Regions from separate parts of the Homo sapiens genome. Here regions 1 and 2 are each linked to region 3. A link is an interaction called in ENCODE POLR2A ChIA-PET data of the cell type or tissue named here. Cell type or tissue: OCI-LY7. All regions are shown on one strand.

Evidence for each region. ChIA-PET counts read pairs that join two places held together with the same protein. Peaks named below come from ENCODE experiments on the same cell type or tissue, not always from the same donor. Only the 100,000 strongest peaks of a DNase experiment are listed, where the experiment ranks them.
Region 1: POLR2A ChIA-PET joins it to region 3 with 6 read pairs; 2 of 35 experiments call an interaction of 5 or more read pairs at or near these places.
Region 2: POLR2A ChIA-PET joins it to region 3 with 5 read pairs; 3 of 35 experiments call an interaction of 5 or more read pairs at or near these places.

What each region holds. Positions count from the first base shown.
Region 1 is chr10:6,067,725-6,071,724 of GRCh38, reverse strand. It overlaps the pseudogene RPL32P23. Among named protein-coding and RNA genes, the nearest start is that of IL2RA, 7.4 kb to the right of the region's middle. RefSeq lists a silencer at 3,015-3,104. In OCI-LY7, CTCF peaks have their summits at 117 and 2,798; DNase peaks (open chromatin) are centred at 2,394, 3,154 and 3,560; H3K4me3 peaks cover 1,819 bases; H3K27ac peaks cover 4,000 bases.
Region 2 is chr10:6,219,075-6,223,074 of GRCh38, reverse strand. It overlaps PFKFB3 (6-phosphofructo-2-kinase/fructose-2,6-biphosphatase 3), which reads right to left. Exons shown (of 15, transcript NM_004566.4): 7 at 3,382-3,506; 8 at 2,210-2,417; 9 at 1,548-1,694; 10 at 1,330-1,434; 11 at 91-220. Among named protein-coding and RNA genes, the nearest start is that of PFKFB3, 18 kb to the right of the region's middle. RefSeq lists enhancers at 3,470-3,969, 3,970-4,000. In OCI-LY7, no CTCF peak of the experiment used is centred here; no DNase peak of the experiment used is centred here.
Region 3 is chr10:6,310,994-6,314,993 of GRCh38, reverse strand. It overlaps a transcript of PFKFB3 not described here. Among named protein-coding and RNA genes, the nearest start is that of LINC02649, 14 kb to the left of the region's middle. RefSeq lists enhancers at 1-108, 109-609. In OCI-LY7, CTCF peaks have their summits at 880 and 1,084; DNase peaks (open chromatin) are centred at 1,093 and 1,553; H3K4me3 peaks cover 834 bases; H3K27ac peaks cover 845 bases.

The sequences.
Region 1 (4,000 bases), 240 kb after region 3:
AGCAGAGTACATGCTGCCCAGCGGCTTCCAGAAGCTCCTGGTCCACCCCGTCAAGAAGCCGGAGGTCCTGCTGAGGTGCAACACATCTCAGTGTGCTGAGACTGCCCTCAATGTTGCCCCCAAGAACTGCAAAGCCATCCTGGAAACAGTGGCCCAGCTGCCCATTGGAGTCACCAATCCCAGTGCCAAGCTGTGCAGCAAAGAAAAGGATTAGACTGCTCATGTGCACGTTTTATTTGTTTTTAAATTAAAAAACAAAAAAAAGAAAGAAGGAGGAAGTGGAGGAAGAGGAAGGAGGAGGGAGGAGGAGGAGGAATTTACATCAGCAGGCCGATCACATACTAGTCCTTGAATTCATGGTTGAATGTACTGACCATTCTCCCTACGGACACTTGAAGGTTTCCATCAAACCCTTCATAACATATTGCATAATTGTGGACTCTAGACTTGGGCCACAACTGAGTGATTTTTTTTTTCTCAAACCCAATTCCACAAAGTAAAAGCCTGATGAAATACAGTGAAGGCTGATGCCTTATTAACTGTGTTTCCCAAATCCAGAGCTCTAAAAAGGTTCTGCATACAGTCATTCATTCAATGCTTAACGACTGAGCATTAATTCCATGCTAAGTACTGAACTCAGCACTAGGAATAAGAAGGCGACCTAGAGGCATATCCTCTCTCTAAAGATGCATAGAGCCTCATTGGAATGATCAGCCGTGTCTCCAGAGAGCTACAAGGCAGTTTTCAATTGGTAAATGCCCTGAGAGTGATGGGCTTGTGGCATGTGTAAGGGTTAGACAGACCTGGGACCTAGACATGACACCACTCCTGACGAATTATGTGAGTGTGGGTGTTTCACAACCACAATGAGATGCAATGCCTGCACTTGTAACATGGAAATAGTGATGGCATGCCGGCCCCGCCAGATTGCTGTGAGAAGTCAGCGGCAGAGACATGCAACATTCTCAGCACAGTGCTTGCCATGTAGTAAGGGCCTAGTCAGTGCTAGTGATTCCTTTCAATATTCCTAAGATGCAGATAAGGGAACAGCCCAGAGGAGGGGGAGCACTTCCAGAGGGAGGGATGCGGTGAGACTTCCTTCAGCAGGGTAGCACTGGAGCTGGGTGTTAAGGAGTGAGTGAGCTTTGGGCTTATGGATTTAACAGAGGAAACCAAGAAAAGAGGAGGCGGTGTTGCAGGAACAGTGAGCAGTTGATGATTTTTATTTTGTTCTCTGGTCTGCTTGGGAACATTTTTGTGGCAAAGACAGCATGAAGGATAGCGAAGAATTAATACTGAAGAGATAGGCCAGGGCAGGTTATGAAGGATTTTGAATACCGGGCTAAGAAATGTGGGCTTAATTTCAAAGACATTATGGACACTCCTAAAATGTTACGTTGTAGATAAGGGAAAAGTATTCTTCCAGAAGATTAAATTGGGGCTGGGCACGGTGGCTCACGCCTGTGATCCCAGCACTTTGGGAGGCGAAGTGGGCAGATCACCTGAGGTCAGGAGTTTGAGATCAGCCTGGCCAACGTGGTGAAGCCCCATCTCTACTGAAAAAAAAAATTAGCCGGGCATGGTGGTGGGTGCCTGTAATCTCAGCTACTTGGGAGGCTGAAGCAGGAGAATCACATGAACCTGGGAGGCAGAGGTTGCAGTGAGCCAAGATTGCACCACTGCATTCCAGTGGGCGACAGAGCAAGACTCAGTCAAAAAAAAAAAAGATTAAACTGGAAGCAATGGGTAAGAATGGTGGAGTGGAGAGACACATTTGAGTGAGGGAAGCCAGCTGAAAAGCTGTACAGACGTCTAGACAAAATGTGACACAAGCATGCCTTCACCTCCCTGCAAAGACCACAGACCACTGAGCTCCAAAGGGGGTTTGGAATCCTTGTCCTGGGCCGCCATTGGTAACTCATCAGTGCTGGCTTGAGAGATAAACTCTATTATCCATCCCTGAACTAAAATCATGACAGAAGTGGCCAGGGAGCTTTGCTGCTATCCCCCCAGGAAACACGTCCTCCACTCAAATGGAAAGAGGACCCTCTGACAACATCTGTGGGACCCAACAGCACTGGTCACCACAAGCCACAAAATGTTAACAAAGTCAGTTTTCAATTGTTAGGGACGGAGGACTCAGTTCATGATTCATACAAACCAACTGTTCTCTCCCAGTGTTTTCTGGGTGGCACAACCCACAAGTCAACAGTGGCTTGGGAACTAGACATTTGAGTAGAGTTGGGTTATTTGATTCATAGTGGATTTTGGTTTTCCACGGGACCCCTGTGCCCTTGTCTAGTAGAATCTGGTGGAAATTACAAACTGCAGAAATTCAACTCAGTGCCGCAATAACAGGATGCACCTGTAGATTTCGTAGAATTAGCAGCAGCATTCTTTCAATACCAGTTTGAGAGAAATAACCCTGTTTGCATAGTGCCAACTGGGGCAGAATCTGAAGTGTCTTGCCTGCCTCTCGGCCATGGGAGGCACCGATCTCAGCAACATCTATCCAACCGCCATCCACTTAACAAGCAAAGATGGAAGGCCCTCGTGCTCCAGGCTATCCTGCAATGGTTCATTTGCTTTTGATGGGATTATCACTTTGACAGATGTGCTTGCAATTAACTGGGGGCTTTCTGCTTCCAATCCAAATTCCCACAGGTGGATCACTGGCTCTTGGGGAGCAAAAACCCTTCTTTGTTTGTTTTTGCTTCTCCCAGAGCCTGGGCAGAGCTCCCCATTCCTGGATCCTACGTTGATATGCACTGAATTGAATTATACTAAAGGGTGCACCCAAGAGTGCATGAGCGAAGTAAAATGTAATTTGTGGGACCTCATGTGGACATTTCAGGTCCGTGTGTACAAGATAAAGGAGAGAAAATCCTGGGGGACACCACAGGCCTGGGAAAATGACCTCCTACTAAGCCTAACAAGAACATCCAGTACATAAACAGCAGGCTCTCTGCAACCGCTTCAGTCCTTCCACTGCCACGCTCCCAGAAAGCAAAGGGTTATCTCCTGTTCGGATTTTGGCTCTGAGACCACAGCTCAGCACATCACTCCTCTAGAGAAAAGAAAGTCTAAGATGAGAGAGTGAGGCTGCTTTCATGTGGTGCCAGCGTATAGTGCAGGGCAGGCCTGATTGCTGAACGGATCCCTGCAGACGTGAGCGGTCACTTCCCCTTTTGAGGGCCCATTTCTTTTCCTCTTTGAGGAGACTGTGAGCGTCCTCAGTGCAGGGCTATGTTTTAGCTTCTTGGCTCTCCTCACAGGTTCTAGCATAATTCTTTGATTAATTGCAGTCAACGTTTATTGATGGATTATGTGACAGAGGTGAAATTCTTTGATCTGGGTTTCAGCTTTTCCTTTCCCCCACTCCCTCCTTTTTCTTTTTTTTTTTTTTTTTTTTAGAGGCGAGGTCTTGCTCTGTGGCCCTGGCTGGAGTGCAGTGGTGCAATCATAGCTCATTGCAGCCTTGACCTCCTGGGGTCAAGCGAACCTCAACGTCTTGGCCTCCTGAGTAGCTGGGACTATAGGCATGCGCCACCACGCTCAGCTTCACCTTTTCCTTTCCTTGTGCTCCCCTGGCAGATATGCTGGTAAACAATGAACCAGTCAAGAGGACAGCAACAGGAGGAAAATGGGAGAAACCCCATTATTCGTGGACTAAACAGGCTTCCCACTAGTCCTGGCTCACAGAGGAAGTCATGCTCCATGTTTCAAATGTCCTCAAAGCTCGTTCAACTCCAAAATGCATGAAGACAAAATGGGAATTTTACTCAAGATTTTTGTGGGCTGTTGGGGAGAAGAGTTAACATTGCAAAGCATATTGCAAACTCTTATCTTCAAATGATTTTAAAATTTTCTTCCAAGCTCTTTATTATTTCTCCAGAGCTGCCCTGCTCTTCCCACTCTGGGTCCTTTCTCTGCCACTCTCCTCAGCATGACTTCTCCCTAATCGGCCAGCATTTCTTTTATTCTATAGAGCAAGTTTTCT
Region 2 (4,000 bases), 92 kb after region 3:
GGGCAGGCCACGGCAGGTCTGCGGCTGACCCCCCGCCGAGTGCCAGTCCCCTCCTCCCTCCATCCCGGGGCCACGACCTGCCCGAGGTACCTGCACTCTTATCCAGGAAGTAGGCAAGCAGGCAGCGCAGGACGGCCTGGTGGCAGATGACCAGCACATTCTCCTGCCGCTCCAGCTCCATGATCACTGGCTCCAAGCGCTGGACCAGGTCCTGGTAGGACTGAGCACAGAGGGCCGGGCCCACGTGAGCTCAGGGCACTCGGGAGGGGCTCTGCCGCTGGCCACAGACTGCATCAGACCGGCCAGAGAGCCACGCAAAATCAATCATCCATCATCAGCAGTGGTTGAGAAGGAGCAGGGTTTAACGTGGACTATTGCTCAGCCACAAAAAGAGTGAAGCCCTCCCCACTCCGCTCCCACACGGGGGAACCTGGAAAACTCAATGCTGTGTGAAAGAACTGGGCGCAAAAGGCACGTGTGGCATCTGACTCCACTGACATGGAATGCCCAGAATAGGCAGATCCAGATGCAGGAAGCAGACGGGCCGGTGCCGGGGCTGGGCCGGGCAGGCGGGAGCGGCTCCTAACAGGTCTGGGTTTCTTTGTGCAGTGAGGGAAAGGCCTGGAATTTGTGGTGATGGCTGCACAGCACTGTGAGTACACTAACATGCACTAAATCATAACTTTAACGTGATGAAAGTGGTCAATTTTAGGTTATGTGTATTTTCTATCAATTTAAAAATGTAAAAAGAAGCAGGAGGGCTGTGACTTTAGAAAAAGACCAGAAAAGCTCCTGCTCCTGTGGGCTCTCTGCTGTGCTAACCAGGGCCCCGGTGTGTAAGGCTTAGTCTGAGGCCAGAGGACAGTGGGCCTGCAGGGGCCTGAGGCACGACACTGCTCAGCAGGGCACGGGCAGGGAGGACACACCAGGCCCAGGAGGATCCCATCGGCAGAGGAGGCAACAGCGTCCTCAGCCACAGCCACCCGGGCACCGTGCACGGGGAAGCACAGACGCTGCCCAGGGGATATAGAGCCACCCCTCCTGCCAGCCTGCCCACCACCCTGCCCAGTGGACCTTCACACACCACCTTCCTCCTCTCCCATATAGTTCTATGTCCCTAGGGAAACACATCTCACTTCTGCTTATGGGAAAATGCACTTCACCCCAGGCTGTTAGAAGGTTCAGTTTGGGGGGACTCAGTTCCAAGGTGGAGGGTGTAGGAGCCCCCAGAACCCACACGGAAGTGAACTCCCTGGAGGGGTGGCCCAGCCCTGCACAGCAGTGGTCATGTGTGCTGGGGACCGTCAGCCCGCCCCAGCCTGCGCTCACCTCCCCGGTGGGGTAGCGGTAATAGTACTTGTCCTGCTCCCGCAGCGCATACTCCTCAGGGTAGGTGTCCCTGATCTCCTCGTAGGTCAGCTCCTCACAGACGCCCTGCGGGGACCCAGTGGTCACTCAGGGGAACAAACCACAGGGGTGTCTAGGGCCTCTTGGGAAGCCGCCCCATGCCCGAGGGTGAGGCTGCCTGCCCGCCTCCCAGGACTCACCGCGTCGATCTCATTGAGCGCCTTCCACTGCTCGTAGGGCAGCCGCAGCGCCTCGGCCGTCTGGATGGTGCTCTTCAGCTGGCTGGTCCACACGCGCAGGTCCTTCAGGTTCTGCTCCTCCACGAACTTGCTCAGAGCACTGGCAAACTGAGAGGTGGTGGAGGGGGACCACTGATTCCAGATGCCCGCAGCTCCTCCAAGAGCCAGGGCTGGAGCAGGCAGCCCACGTAGGGCTGTGCACTACCTGGTTACACCGTGGGGGCCCCAGGCCACTGGGACAGCCACAGCCGCACACACCCTACCCAGAGACCAGGCTCAGCTCTTCCTGCCCCTTCCCTTCCTAGTGCACAACCGCGCACACATCACACACATGCACAGAGATACACACACCAGAGACACACATACAAACACATACAAAGTAACACAAAGACACACACACACAAAGCCACATGGATAGGCGTAGACACACACACACACAGAGCCATACAGAGATGCACACAGATATGCATAGAGACGTGCAGGCGCACACACAGATAACACACACAGCAAGCACACCAAGCAGCAGCAGCAGCAGCAGCAGCAGCACACAGCTCCCCACCCACCCTATAGACCCTGCAACCGCCCTACAGCCAGAACGGCCCATGCGGCAGCACACCCCGCACCTTCTTGCCCCGGCTGGACAGGCCTGAGTCGCCCCCGATGCGGCCCTGGAGGTTGTGCTCGTTCTCGCCGTGCCGGCACAGGTAGATGGTACGCGGCTGCACGTGGATGTTCATCAGGTAGTACACGATGCGGCTCTGGATGTGGTCCTGCACCCGGTTCACCAGGAACCTCCGGCCCACGTCAATCACCTTGATCAGCGACAAGTCCCTGCAGAGAGACCCCACCGAGAACCACAGCTCAGGCCACCACCCACAGCAGGATGCACCTGGCCCGTCTCCGAAGATGTGATCCCCAGAGAACAGCAAGGCGGGACCGTAGGCCCCTCCAGGGCACAGACTGAATCCTTCTAAGGGGCAGAGCATATGCGTAAGACAACTCCCACAGCTGGTGTCTGGCTGTGAGGCTGGCCTGCCTCCCAGAAAAGGGGGAGAAAAAAGAAAGAAAATGGAGAAAAAAAGAAAGGGGCCTGTGCAGTGGCTCATGCCTGTAATCCCAGCACTTTGGGAGGCCGAGGCAAGAGGATTGCTTGAGTCTAGAAGTTCAAGACCAGCCTGGGCAACATAGCAAGACCTCATCTCTACTAAAGAAAAAAAAAATTAGCTGGGCGTGGACACCCACACCTGTAGTCCCAGTTACTCATGAGGCTGAGGCGGTAGGATTACTTGAGCCCAGAAGTTTGAACCTGCAGTGAGCTATGATCATGCCACTGCACTCTAGCCTGGGAGACAAAGGGAGACCCTGTCTCTAAGCAAGCAGGCAAGCAAGTAAGTAAGTAAATAAATAAATAAATAAATGGAAAGAAAGGAAAGAAAAAAGAAAGGAACTATCGGAGGGACAGTAGCAAAATCAGGCTCAACTCTATGTTGACTTCCTGTACTTCTACACAGTGTTCAAAATATTCCCACTGAATATGATTTGTCATCAAGGATTGTTTTTAAAAGATATTTTCAAAGAGAGTTGATAAAGGTATCCAGCGGCTGTATGTGGATCACCTGAGGCCAGGAGCTCAAGACCAGCCCGGGCAACATAGCGAGACCTCATCTCTACAAAAAAAACTGTCTTAAAAAAATTTTTTTAAAGGTATCCAGGAGCAAATCCTTTGTGGGAACATCAAGAATTCAGTAAGAACCCTCATGTGGGTCTTGCAGAGACGGCCAGCCACGGGAATCACCTGTCGCATTTGTCGGGGTCGAGGGGCTGGTAGCTGGCTTCATAGCAACTGATCCTCTTCATGAAGTCGTCCATGGCTTCTGCCGAGTTGCAGTCTTTGTAATCCGGGCTGGAGATTTTAACTTCCTGCAACACCACAAAGGGGTGGCTGATAAATCACGCTGGAAGGCTTTCTGCTGAGATTAAGCAGGATTTGGGGCTTTCAAAAGGGGAGCGCACAGAAGGCTCAGTATAAAGATTATCCGGCCCAGCGTGTAAGAGAAAGGGAGAAAGATGCTGGGGGCTGAGTCACAGCCTGATGTTACATGGGGAGGATTCCCTGGGGAGATGGAGAACTGAAGCCGGAAGGACAGAGACAGGAAACCCACAGGGATTCCATAATGAACACCTCTGAATGCTCCAGCAAGTCAGGATCTGTCCCGTGCCCGAGTCACCGCCAGACAGCCTGGCGCTGAACTCAACCGAGCTCCACGTGAGGATCCGCAATGCTCCCCGTGCCGGGAGGAGGCTGCTGGTTCTAAGGTATGCTCAGGAGTTCCCAGAGATGCCTCTGGCCTTGTGTGGTTTCTCCTCCACCCCCCACTGCCTGAGGCAGCCCCAGTGTGACCAGTCCGTGGTTA
Region 3 (4,000 bases):
TGCAGGGCTTCTGGCCATGCTTCCTGCCTGGACTCTGCTATTCAAGGCCATGCCCCTTTGAGCTGTGGCATCAGTCATTTCCTGGGACGGATAAAAATGCAGAGTGGAGAGAAGAGACGTCCTGGGGTAGGACCCAGCCCAGGAGATCCCTAGTTCCACATCAGCTTCTCATGATGGGTTCGTCACAAACTCCGCTGAGCCCTTCCCGTCAGGCTGTCTAGAAGGGGCAGCTCGTTAGTTCCTACCCTTCGACCCGGCCATTCCCCTTCCAGACACTTATCTTAAGGAAACTGTTCAGCATTTGCTCAGTGAATGATTCATGATTGTAAACAGCACAGGTATGGTTCTTAACAGTAAAAGCCAGTTTAAAACCAACTTAAATGTCCAATAATAGAGTGGGGGGTTGAAGAAGTCATCATATAATGGCACAGAGCAATATTAGCTGCTAAACGTAATACTGTAAAGAGCACATAGGACTATGGAAAGATGCCATGATACGTTATTAGGAGAAAATTACATCACAAAACAGAATGTGTATTATGGTTCCTTTTGATAGATCACACACATATGCACAGACACAGACAGAGACAAAGAAAAGATCTCTACCTAAATCCTAATGGCAATTATCTGTGGGTGATGGGATTATGGGCATTTTGAAAAACTTTCTTTCTGCCTATTTCCATTTTCTGATTTTTCTGCAATGAACATGTGCCTCTTTCCTGGTATTTTCCATAGACCCTAGAATCGTGCTGGACCACAGTAGGTATTCAATTAAACCAAAGTTAATGGAATGAGTAAAAAGAGGAAATCATTTTGGCCTTTTTGCTTCTAGATTATTCCCACATATAGAATGGTTTGGGGAGTGGGAATACTCTATTCATAGGCAATGTAAATTCATCCTAAGCTTTACTTCTCAGGAAACAGTGACTGCCCTTGCTTTGATGTCAAGGGACGCTGCACAGTTTCTAGAAGTCTGGATTTCGCGTCCCATTCCTCTGTATCCTCACCCATACCTGTCCCCTGCCTGCCTCCTCTGCCCACCACCTTGGCGCTAGGGTGAGTGTTGAGGTGTGCGAGGCAGCGGCAGGGGGAGCACCTGTGGAGAGGGTGTTAGCCGCTGAGCTGACAAAACAGAAAAAACTTAGCGTAAAGAACAGTCTCCAAGCCAAGCCTAATTTAATAGCTATTGAGAGCCACATCATTCTTCTTTCATTCCAAGAGTGATGATTTAGCACCCATTATGTGCCAGGGATTAGGCTGGGAACTGGAGACACTGAGATGAATGAGCTGTGATCTCTGCTCTCCATTAGCTCATCATCTAGAGGCAGAAAGAGACTAACAAATCATGAAACCGCAGCACAGCCAATGCAAGGATAAACTAATGCACAAAGGCAAGAAGGGAAATTAAAACCGATCATTTAGGCGAGATGGAATCGGAAGAGTCTGGCAGAGGAGGGGCTGTGAACTGAGTCTCAAAGTGGGAGCAGGAACTTACAAGGGGAAAAGCATCATGCTTGAAGGAACAGCAGCTCGGCAGGAGACAACCGGTCACACTGAGCAACCAGCACCCAGCGTGTTCGGCACCTGGGGCAGGTCGTTTTTAACACCATCTCCCTCCATAAACTACTGATAGTGATAATTATGAAATTAAATGAATGATAGTAACAGCCAGAGTAAAACTGCTGATTGTAGCATTTTCCTTTTATCAAACTTTGTGTGTCTCATGTCTAATCAGACAGTTACAAAAATTAGCAGTAAATGGCAATAAAATCAAAGCATTTGCAAAAGGTAAAAGGTAGGCAGCTATGAAATCATGTCACGGACATTTAATTTCTTGATTTGTCCTTTTGTTTTCAAACAAGCAATAATTAAAAAGCAGTTTCACGTTAAAGCTATCATCACATTTAGTAAGAGATTTCTCATGCGAGCTAAAACTTGCTCTTGCCAAACAAAAGTATTCTACCCCCCAGTTCATACAGTTTCACCAGTTTAAATTTTAAACACTGATTTAGAAATTCCAGGTGGTCACAGGGGATGGCAAAGCGAAATAACTCAAGTTCTGTTTCTTTTCCAGTCACTGATAATCATTGCTTATTTGATTCCACTGTTTAAACAGAAGAGTATGCAGCTCTCACTATGTGCAAAGTCAGCTAGAAGGATTCTGAACTATTAACGGCTTGCTCTTGAAACCAGGGCGTATAGCTAAGTTGACATGTGTTGGAAGTTGACTGTGAGCAGTCGGCCGGTCTCCAAATTTACTTCCATATAGAAAACAATATTTACAAACAAATGACTAATAAAAATCTGCTAATGTGAAACCTTAACATATCATTAAAACTCGGCCAGCACCCCAGCAGTTGTTTAGAACGCATACCAACCAGAGATCTTTTTTCTGGAAGGTGTGTTTAGTAGCTGACATTGTTTAGAATTGCCAGCACATGGCAAAAGTAGATTTTAGCCTATTTTATGATTGTTTTTAAATTTCTCTATGGGCAGTGTCCCTGTTATTGCCTGCACCCCAGGCAGATGGCTCACACGGCCCCATTCTTGGCACACCGCTGACAGTAGGTATTTCATTAGAGCTGAAACTTCAGATAAGATTGGAGCCGAGATGGAGAGACAGTGGTGAGAGATGAGGACAGGTAGAAAGAGCCCAGGCAAAAACAAATTGGAAAAAAATGTATATTTTATTCTTCCAAGATACAAATTATCCTGGTAGATAGAAAAGGAGCTTTCAATCCTACCTCTGTGTTCTTTACCGAAAAGTTCAGCCAAGCTTTCCAGCCCTCCACACAGAAGCCTGTCCGCCTAATCAGGACCCCTCCAAGAGATGACGACAGACAGCCAAGACAATCCCGGAGGCCAGAGCTAAGCACAGCCCCGCTTGCCACCCCTGAGATCAACCCCCAGAGCTTTCCTGTAACCTGCTACTTGGCTACTTTGTCATTTTCCCTTCATCATTTGGCACTTATTCCTGCCCCCGATTCTTATGAACAAGGCCCTCTTTAAATGTAGTCTGTGCCTCTACTTGCAGAAACGTGTGATTCTTGGAGCTATTTCAGGGACCTGGTTTGACATTGCAGCCTTTATACCTTATAGGGACAGATGAAGAGGAATGCAGTGTTCCCAGCTCAGGGAATGCCTGACTTCGACACTTTCAGGCAACTCCAGTGGTATTACTACTGCACACCATTGTGGGTTTGCCTTTACAAAGCATTTTCTTTTTTTCTTTTTTCTTTTTTTTTGAGACGGAGTCTAGTTCTGTCACCCACGCTGACGTGCAGTGGTGCAATCTTGGCTCACTGCAACCTCCGCCTCCCGGGTTCAAGTGATCCTCCTGCCTCAGTCTTCCGAATAGCTGGGATTACAGGCGCCCGCCACCACACTCGGCTAATTTTTGTATTTTTAGTATAGACGGGGTTTCACCATGTTGGCCAGGCTGGTCTCGAGCTCCTGACCTCAAGTGATTCGCCTGCCCCAGCTTCCCAGAGTGCTGGGCCCAGAGAGCCACTGGGCCCAGCCAACAAAGCATTTCTTGACTATAATTTGTAGTGGCTTGCTGGTAGGTCTTCCGTAGGGAACCTGAGAGGTTCTGCCAGAAAAGGAGGAATTAGGGAGAGCAAAAGGCCACAGGTGGCAGGAACAGAACTACCTGGGATCAGAGGAGTGCTTTTGGTGATTTTCCATGGCGGCCCATGCAGGGAGATAGGGGAGCATGGGAAATTGGAAATCAATACAGGAAATCACATTCCTGTATTGATAATGTCATTTTCCTATCTGAGAAAGGGCTGTGAATGTCTCTTTTCTGTCAAGGGCAGGATGAAAAGCAGTCGTGATATGACTGGAGAGGCTGTGAAACCACAAAGCGTGCGCTTCAGTTCTGTCTCTGTTCATTCCCATTAGTGAAGAGTGAGGCAGAAAACTTAGCTTTTTTTGAATCTTAATTTCAACATCTGTTTCTAAGAAGATGAAATTCCATGGGTTTTTTTTCTCTTTTAAC